Linked DNA regions of Homo sapiens: region 2 is linked to region 1. A link is an interaction called in ENCODE POLR2A ChIA-PET data of the cell type or tissue named here. Cell type or tissue: PC-9. All regions are shown on one strand.

Evidence for each region. Peaks named below come from ENCODE experiments on the same cell type or tissue, not always from the same donor. Only the 100,000 strongest peaks of a DNase experiment are listed, where the experiment ranks them.
Region 2: POLR2A ChIA-PET joins it to region 1 with 27 read pairs; 2 of 35 experiments call an interaction of 5 or more read pairs at or near these places.

Annotation. Positions count from the first base shown.
Region 1 is chr6:30,940,112-30,945,111 of GRCh38, reverse strand. It overlaps MUCL3 (mucin like 3), which reads right to left and starts at 4,139. Exons shown (of 3, transcript NM_080870.4): 1 at 4,031-4,139. The coding sequence starts at 4,112. RefSeq lists an enhancer at 3,466-4,303. In PC-9, CTCF peaks have their summits at 2,174 and 2,380 (motif pointing left); a DNase peak (open chromatin) is centred at 2,291.
Region 2 is chr6:31,290,062-31,295,061 of GRCh38, reverse strand. LINC02571 (long intergenic non-protein coding RNA 2571) reads left to right here. Exons shown (of 4, transcript NR_149115.1): 2 at 49-118; 3 at 767-847; 4 at 941-1,154. Among named protein-coding and RNA genes, the nearest start is that of LINC02571, 9.1 kb to the left of the region's middle. In PC-9, no CTCF peak of the experiment used is centred here; no DNase peak of the experiment used is centred here; H3K27me3 peaks cover 1,070 bases.

The DNA.
Region 1 (5,000 bases):
ATTGAGCTCTGAGATTAAAAGACGTTGAAAGAAGGCCTCTGGCCCACCAATTCTGGGATACCAGTTGTCATTAAACCACAGGATCACAGTCCATAACTAGACTCAGATAACAAGATTTTAGAATTTTAGATCTGCATCAAACAGTTGTGGAACCATAGATTGTAAAAAGCTGAGGTAAAGCTCAAGGGATTCCTTGGCCCTGACACAGCCAAGAGGCAAATCAGTGTAAACCCCCAGGACAAGAGGAGCATCTCTGCCCCAGACGATCTACTTTGGTAGTGACTTATTTCCCTAGTAAGTTTTCACCAGGAGATATTCATTCCACGTACAACCATCATAGCCCGAAAAGAACTGTTTTGGTCACTGAAGAATAGGCAGGAGGTGCAGAGAGGAAAATCCAACTTTAGCACAAGACACTGTAGGTGGATGCTCAGCTGGGATAAAAGAATAAGAACAAATCCCACAACATCAAAACGATGCACAGTGCCAAAGGTCCCCGCCATCTGCTTTGTTCACTCATTTGAAAGAGAGGACATCGGCTGGGCACAGTGCCTTATACCTGCAATCCCAACACTTTGGGAGGCCATTGTGGGCCTGAGGTCAGGAGTTCGAGACCAGCCTGGCCAACATGGCGAAACCCCGTCTCTACTAAAAATATGAAAATTAGCCAGGCGTGTTGGCAGGACCCTGTAATCCCAGCTACTCAGGAGGCTGAGGCAGGAGAATCAGTTGAACCTGGGAGGCAGAGGCTGCAGTGAGCCAAGATCATGCCACTACACTCCAACCTGGGCCACAGAGTGAGACTCTGTCGAAAGAAGAAAGAAAGAGAGACAGAGAAAGAAAGAAAGAGAAAGGGAAAGAAAAGGAAGAAAAGAAAGAAAAGGAAGGAAGGAAGGGAAAGGAAAGGAAAGGGAAGGAAGGAAGGGAGAAAGAATATCTTGCTAAGCAACTCATGCCTTGGAGTCGCTGTCAGGGCACGCTGTCCCAAAAGAGCATCTCTAGTGTTTCCTGGTATCCTTACCCCCATAAATGGCATGCTCCATTTGCAATAATGTGGGTAAATGTTTGTTAAAATACCTATACAGTATGAGTTCAATAAGTGGCTTAAAATGCAGACATAGAAAAAGAAAAGCTGGTGGGCACAGTTGTTCACACCTATAATCCTAGCATTTAGGGAGTCTGAGGCAGGAGGATCACCAGTTTGAGACCAGTCTGGGCAACATAGCGAGACCTGTCTCTACAAAAAAAAAAAAGGAAAGCTAAAGGGAGATATAATCAAATGATTGCTTGGGGACTAGGGAGTATACAGAGATTTTATTTTTCTTTCTTATTTTTTCTATTTTCCATTTTCTACAATGAGCATACATTATTTGTGTTATAGAAATTAAATCAAATAACATTTGTTATAGGAAAATGTTCTTGTTAGATTCTTCCAAGGACCCCAGCCCCAATTCCCATCTCCTGCCTCACCTGTACTCTCTCAGATGGTTTCATCTAGACTGCACCTGTGCTCCCTCAGATGATTTCATCTGGGCTGCACCTGTGCTCCCTCAGATGATTTCATCTAGACTGCACTTGAGCCTCCCTCAGATGATTTAATCTAGACTGCGCTTGAGCCTCCCTGTGATGATTTAATCTGGACTGCACCTGTGCCTCCCTGTGATAATTTAATCTAGACTGCACCTGTGCTCCCTCAGATGATTTAATCTAGACTGCACCTGTGCTCCCTCAGATGCTTTAATCTAGACTGCACCTGTGCCTCCCTCTGGTGACTTAATCTGGACTGCACCTATGCCTCTCTGTGATGATTTAATCTGGACTGCACCTGTGCTGCCCTCGGATGATTTAATCTAGATTGTACCTGTGGTTCTGTGACTGCATGATGCAGACTCTGGGGTTCCAGGATCTAGTTATCTGTCTGGGTGTTGACTGGTCCTGTGGACAAACGTCAGGGTCTCCTCACCAGAATGGTAGACTAAAGGGCTTCATCCATCCCAGTTGTCCCTCTTCCCTTCCTGCCCTGGCCTCTCTCTCTGCTGGGCACAGCCATGCACCAGCTCTGATTCACACTCCAGTTCCACCCGACCTCATCACAACCCGAGCCCAGCCTCAAGCCCTCCCCACCTGTAACCCACTCACTCTTGTCTTCAAAATCTGCAGAATGGGAGCAGCCAGCTCCCCTTGTCCTCCCCACCCCTCCCTCCATGCCGCCCAGCCACGCCTATCTCCTCTCCGAGACCACGCCCACATGGCCCCATCGGAATCTCAGGAATTCAGATCTCCGCCCTGAAGCAAATCTCAGAGCGACTGTGTATGGAGTGGATTCCCTTCCGCCCCCTGCAGGTTCCTCTTCCTTAAGCTGCAAGATGGAAGGAGGAGAGAGCAGCCAGTGGACAATCCGCCTGAGAGGAAGGGGAAGGAAAGGCGGGAGAGATGGGGCCGGGAGGTGTTGGGCAGCTGTGGTACCTCTGTCTCCAGACCCTCAAGGTAGGGGAGACAGACATCAAGTCAGGGCACAGACAGGACGCACTGCTGAGACCTTTCAGAGGCAGCTCAAAGATTCCTCAGTCATCGCCATTCACCACCCACCTGCCCCTGCCTCCACCCCTGGCCTCAACCTGACTGTGCTCAGGGAAGGGGCACTGCCTCTAATATCACCCTGTGGATGGCTCTGTCCTTGGATGACTGTCCAGTGGGTAGATAGTGTCTCTGAATCTGCTGTTCTACATCTGCCTTGTGGAGACCCTCCTCCAAATTGCCCAGGCCCTCCACACCGCCCCTGTGTTCAGCATCTCTGCTCCCCGGGTTCAGTAGCAGTCCGTTTCTTGACTAAGTGAACTAATTTCATAATTTCATCTTATCTTTAGGGTATGTTTTGTTCGTCGAACTTGTCCATAGTCATTTTCCCATCAAAGTCCTGAGATGTTTCCCAACTGTAAGACAGGGACAGAGCCTTTGACGCACACTTTTCTGAGTCTCCATGTGGATTAAATGAGTAAATGTGGATGAAGTCCCTAGAGCAACACCTGGTGCAGTGTAAATGCTCTGTAGGCATCAAATACTGGTACGGCTGGGCAGCAGCATCCAGCCCATTTTACAGATGGTGTGGAAGGCCAGAGTAGGCAAATGGGTCAGAGTCAGGACTGGAAGCTAGGTCTGCACAAAACAGAGCTCTCAGGAGAGAAGCTCCACCTGTCCCCCCAGGGCTGGGGGCAGTGGAGCTGGAATCCCTGCTTACCTCCCTCTAGCTGTGAGATATGGGACATAATCATTGTGAATCCACTCTCCTCAACTATAAGATGGGATATTATTAGCCACCTCAGGGGATGCTGAGATGAAATGAGATGAGTCTCTGGGCACGGTGGCTCTCACTTGTAATACCAGCACTTTGGGAGGCCGAGGCAGGCGGATCACTTGAGGCCAGGCATTTGAGACCAGCCTGGCCAACATGGTGAAATCCTGTCTCTACTAAAAATACAAAAAAATGAGCCAGGCGTGGTGGCAGGTGCCTGTAATCCCAGTTACCCAGGAGACTGAGGCAGAAGAATCGCTTGAACCCGGGAGGCAGAGGCTGCAGTGAGCCAAGATTGTGCCACTGCACTCCAGCCTAGGCAACAGAGCAAGACTCCTTCTCAAAAAAAAAAAAAAAAAAAAGAAGAAGAAGAAGAAGAAGAAGAAAGAAATCACCATGAGCAGCTGTGAATTCCGTGCACGGTGCTCAATGAATGTCAGGTGCCTACCCCCACCATCCAGGGCTGGCAGCCTCTACAGTGTCTTTATGCAAACTTGAAGAAACCCCCTCTGGATGGGTGCAGCCCTGTGAGCCATGTTTTAAAGAGCAGAGCACAGGCTGGATTTCATCTCCTACTACATGTCCCTTAGCCAGCAAACTTGAGCAGAGAACACTCTAGACAACTGTCTGTAGCAGCCCCGTGCCCGCCCCCTTCATTCATTTCTATTTGTTGTCCAACGCTATGAACACTAAGAAACAAGCTGTTTCTGTCTTCTGTATCCCCTGTGGGCATCTTACCTGCCCCCCAAGAAGCTAGAAGGAAGAGGAGGCAGCACTGGAGGCCAAAGGCGGAGCAGAGGCTGTGGACCGGCTGGGCCATGTCGGAGCTGGGTGGCTGCTTGGGGACCATGGGCTGCGGACCCCTCACCTTATATGGAGCCAATCTTGACGTCATGGGGGCTGGGGCTCCTCAGGACTAAGTCTTAAACAAATGGAGCCACCCCAACCCACAGGGGAGCCCTGATAAGAGGAGACCGCAGCTGCTGCGTCATGGAGCCAGGCACCTGGGTGCCTGCCGAGGGGTGGGATCTGGGGGCAGGGCAGAGGAACCAGAAAGGAGCAGGCACCTGAGCCAGCCCCAGTGGAGGGAAGTGAGGGTGGCGCCTCCAGGGCTCTGGGGAAGTGGGGAGCAGATGGCTCAGTTCTAGAAGGACTGAGCTCTGGCTGGGAGCAGGATGGGGTGGGGTTCACGTTCTGATCTGTGTCCAGCTTCACGCGCACCCTCCCACCTCTCCCGCATCAGCCCAGCTTCCACACCCCTTATTCACACATGGTCATTCTTGCCACCTTGGGCGGAGCTGTCCGCGAGGATCAGGTGAAAGAGCAAAGGCGAGAGAAAGCCCTCGAATGACCCTCGCTGCAGAGAAAGGTGCTTCATGATGTTCAGAGGTCATACAACAATATGTGGAGAGTGCAGAGGCAGTGACAGAGACAAGACACAGAACCACAGGGACATATGTCACACCCCTCACCAGGGACACAGACAGGTCAGGCCACCCAGAAGGACCGAGGCCAAGATCTTTGGCCAAGAGATGCTCGGTGTACAGGGGCTTCTGCTTTCACTCTACCTCTTCCCTCCCACCTCAGCTCAGCGGCTGTCTCTTTGTCTCGAAGTCCCCATTCACTCCTATACAGAAATGCAGACATCTCATTTTTAGGAGCACCCCAGAGCTCCCCCTTCCCTTCCTCACTTCCTGCCTAAAGCAAG
Region 2 (5,000 bases), 350 kb before region 1:
TCTCTGCCTGTTAATTTCTCTATCCCTGAAACTGCCCTTGTACTCCAGCCCAAGCAGCTTCCTAGCCCAGTAGTCCTGGATCTGCCACTTGCTAACTAGAAGGTGTCATCTGCAGAAGGTAAGTAAGGCATTTATCTCCATTCACTTTATATTTAGTTATCAAATCTCCATGTAGCTCAGGTAGATCGAGCTGAAAACATTCTTGTGTTTAGTAATATAGCCATTGAGCACACCATCATTGCTCTTTTCATACCTTAGTCCTACTCAAAGATTAAAGTGACAGCTTCCCAGTTATGATAAAAAAGTATAAAACATTCTGAGGGACCTGTAAACTATAAAGCTAAAATATCAGCTTCTGCATGCAACATATATGTCAAATTCTATGTCCAATACTCTTCTCGTTTTTAGAATTAATTCTGCAAACTTGAAGATTGAGCTTTTTATGAACTGATTGGCATCTGCTATGCTCACCAGATTATTCCCACTTGACTGAGAGGATGGTGGTAGCAAGAGCTCCTTCCTTTCAGAGGCTTTTAAAAATACTTATTGGGAAGAATGTACCACATAAGGCATTTAACTAATGAAACCACAGATATAACCACTGGCAAAAAAATCAAACAAACATTTCTTTAACTGCCCTGTACTTGGTACATTCTCTTCCTCCTGCTAAGGAAGTATCTCCTCTCCCTTCACTTCACAGACTGGAATTTTCCAAATTCCTAGTCTCAACAAGACAAACTGTATTTTGAAATCACTGTTTTCCCAGAATACCCGGAGTGTTACCATGACTCCAGAAGATGCCTTCAACCAAGACTCATAATCTGACTGTAAGAAACCTTCAGATAAGGTATTGGGAACTTCTGTAAAATTGTAGCTGGGCTGTGATTAGAGAATTTTCACAATATCAACGAATCTTACAAAAGAGCTGCTGATCCAACAGGTCCTCAGAGATCCTGTGTGGGAACCAGAAGGTATTCTGTGAAAAACGACAATAAGAATAACCATAATAACAATAATGGCTGCATTTAAAAGGCTCTTGCTATATTTCAGGCACTGGTTTTTGTACCTACATGGATTATTTTGTTCAATATTTATCACAACCATATGAGAAGGATGTTATTATCCACAATAAATAAATGAAATCTGTAAACTGTAACTTGTTCAAGAAAATTAGGTACAGAGATGTTAAGTTACTTGCCCAAAGTTCCATAATTTTGAAGATATGAGGCTAGAATTCAGTTCCAGGCCATTTTACACTAGATCTACTAATTTAGCCACTGTATGATTGTACCAAGACTGACCTAAAGCTACCTCCCCTTCCCCAACAGGTTCTTTTATGACAGTGAGTATAAAATACAGGGCTAATGACGTATTGGGTGCAGAGAGGGGTTGGAAAGAATGTGGTATTTCAGACTATGCTTACTATGCTTAAAAATCACAATTCCGTGGTGACTAGAGTTTATCTTAAACTTTCCTCCCTGGCATTCCATTGCATCCAGTTGAGAGAGCACTCTAGCTCCCTACATCCCAGAACATGTAGATCTGTCCGTGGTTCTGAAAGATACACTGGCAGGTCCCGCCAACTACATGAATGGCATTCATATTGTGGAAAACTGCCCACTAGTAAAAATGTACAGTTGAACTTGTACATTCATTACTTACAAGGTTGGAGAACGTGAAGTACTGGACAATCCAACAATAGCTTGGAAAGATACCATAAAAAGACCCGCAGAATATTCTTTTATATGCATTATACTGAAATGTACAAAACAAAACCAGAATGGGACACATTATGAGTGAGAAGTTTATCTTGAAATTTTAATCAGAATATGAAGAAAAGAAATCCAACATTAGACCTGGAAAAAGATAAAATAATTTGTATTTCATTTAACAATATTTATAGATTCTCAATATATACACTATCCTTTTAAACCTCAATTTATATTTAACCATCCATTTACCTTTATTTTTTGTTTGTTTTTTTCTTTCACCTCATACTTTCTACCTGGGATATCTTTTTGTGACTAAAGTACATTCTTTAGAACTTCTTGTACTTTACTAGGTGTGTTTGTGTTAAATTGTTTGTCTTCAAAATTCATTGAGATTTAAATTTTATTATTATATTTTCATGCTTAAGTGTTATGTGTTTGTCTCTTCAAATTTTTCTGAAGATTATTTATAGTTTTATAGTCACTAAATGTATTTAACAATCTGTTCTTTAATCATAGCCCATTTAGCAATTTTATATCCTATACAATTATTCTGATTTCTCAGTTATATGATTGTATGATTCTGCTGTCTGTTGTATTTTCTTGTTCTTTCACGGTGCTTTGTCTCTTATGAACATTGTTCTCTGTTGTTGTTCTTAACTGTTAAGTGCTCCTTTTGCTGGTGTAATGATTTTTTGGAATTTTCAGAGTGCCAATGACAGTAGAAATTTTTCAGAGAAGTTTTGCTTGATTTTCCAAGGTTCCTTGGAGTCTGCACTACTTTAAAATAAATTCATGCCTTGATGATTTTTAGACCACCCAGGGAGTGTGAACTCGGGCTGCAAATCCACTTCTCTTTAATCTCAGGAGAAGGTTTTGCCCCTCTCCACTCAGCACCAAGGTGACTTTCTGGGGAGACCTTCAAGCAAGGATGTTTTCCTTATACTGAGGAGCTGGCTTTGGGATCCTGGTGAAATGAGGAGAACACTCTATTAAATTTCCCACTCTGAGTGCTACCTGAACTCTGTCTTCTATTCCAAATGCCTTAGGAGGCCATGAAAACTAAACCTTAATTATCCTACATTAAGTAAATAAGCTCAGCAAAAAAAGTAAATGCACAATTCCGTGATTTAGGATTTGACAATTTTTATTAAAGTTTAAGCCTCTCAATGCTTCTACATTGTGTTTTATTTTTTCACTATCCATTTTTGTTAGCATGAGGGTAGGTATGTTTACCTAAATGTGCCATGTGAGTGGTTCAAATCTCCTCCCCAACGCTCCTTATCACAAACCTTACCATCTTATTCCTTTAAAGTCACTGACTATCTAAGGAAACTACTAGCTACTGCTGTGCATTGATTAGGACCCAACAGTAAGACGTTTCTCCTTTTGGTAAACTGCACTTCCAGATGGTCTAATTGAACATCTTCTCACTGGAAGTATTTTTATTTCCATTACTCTTAATGATGATTCCTGAAAGAGACTCTAATGCCCTGACAGTTAACTCTGGGGTATCCAAGCATACTCAAATTTTTTTCCTTCTACAGTCAGTTGTCCTTAGGGAACTCCTCAAGACCTCAATAATGAGACAAGGGAGAGTGGACTCTCCAGTGGTAATAAGAACATTAGGAGTATAGTACAAATTATTAGGCAACTTACCTGGCCTTATGGAACCTGCTAAAGTCTGATGCTGTGTATACCATTTCCCCTTGCAGACTGAGGGCTGGTGAGCATGAGTGACCCGATAAAACTCAGGTCATAATGGGCATCTCAAGTCACTTGGTCATTTTCTGTATCATGATCATAGAATTCAGAATCTACCAGGGCCCAGTAGTAAGCCAGAAGCTATTACTCAAATTCAGAAAAAGAATGGAACTTTTTCCCCAAACCCTGAAACTTGGGCAATGAGTCCTATGACTGCCACACACAAACACACACACACACACACACACACACACACACACACACACACACACTCAACAATATCCAAATAAGCATTTAGGGCCAAATGGCAGATATGCTTGACTTTTGCCTGGATCAAAATGACATTTCCATTTATTATGGAATGTTTCTGTACTTGTACTAGCTCATAGGATTTTGGATTAGAGAAATACCCTTGCAGGATATGAAGTCATACTTTTTCATTGGTGAAATCATCTGTCCTCATTAGAGTTTAATAATATCATGCAGTTATTTCTCAAAGAGCTTGTACTCCTTAGATTTGCTGGAATTCCTCAAGTTAAAAAGACCAGGGCCTCAATAATGGGAGGTCTCATTGCCAATAGCTACAACCGGCTGTAGAATTTATTAAAAACATGTGAGTGCATTGTTTGGGGAAAGAATCAAGAACAAAAGCAGTGCTTGTTTTGTACTTCACTGAACTACTTCCATGGCCTCCATTCAACTTTAGCTGCAGTTTTGGTGACTTGATTCACAGACTGTCGGAAAGTTATGAGCTATGGAATGTGCTCTCTCCAATACTAAAGAGGCCAGTCATATATATGTAGGGTGTCCTTCTTTATCATTGTAGGTTGTATGAAGTCAGTGATTCCCATAGAACCTTGGGGTCACAGATGCCAGGCCTAATCTTCTTTTATTATTCATTCAATCTTTATTTTTTCAAACAATGGTCTCACTCTCTTGCCCAGGCTGGAGTCCAATGGTGCGAACACAACTCACTGCAGCCTCGACCGCCCCAGGCTTAGGTGATCCTCCCACCTCAGCCTTCCAAGTAGCCGGGACTACAGCTGTGTGCCACCGCACCTGGCTAATTTTTGTGTTTTTTGTAGAGATGGGTTTTTGTCATGTTACCCAGGCTTGTCTTGAACTCCTGGGCTCAAGCAATCCACCCACCTTGGCCTCCCAAAGTTGTGGCATTACAGACATGAGCCACTGCACCCAGCTCTAATCTTATTTTAATTTTAGAAATCTAACTTGACAGTTTCTGGTGCCTGGATCCATATTTGTCTCAGAAGATTGAATTGTGGACTGTGACCTTCTCTCCCAAAAGTCTCTTTCAGGGTAGAACTTCTGGTTATGGCAACATGAAGAGATAGACCAGCAAGTTTTCCTCCAACAGCAACATGAAAACTGTACTAAATACTAAAAACAAACATTTGAAGTCACTGGAAAATTAACAAAGGCAAGCAATATGTGATAAGAGCTTTCTTGTTTAAGACTCCTTCTGTCTTAGGTAAGGACTGCAAGTTGGTGGCCTTTCCTTCTTACCTATGAGTGCTCTTCAGCCTCCCAGCAGATAACTGCAGCCCTAGTGGCTCAATATGGGCAGTT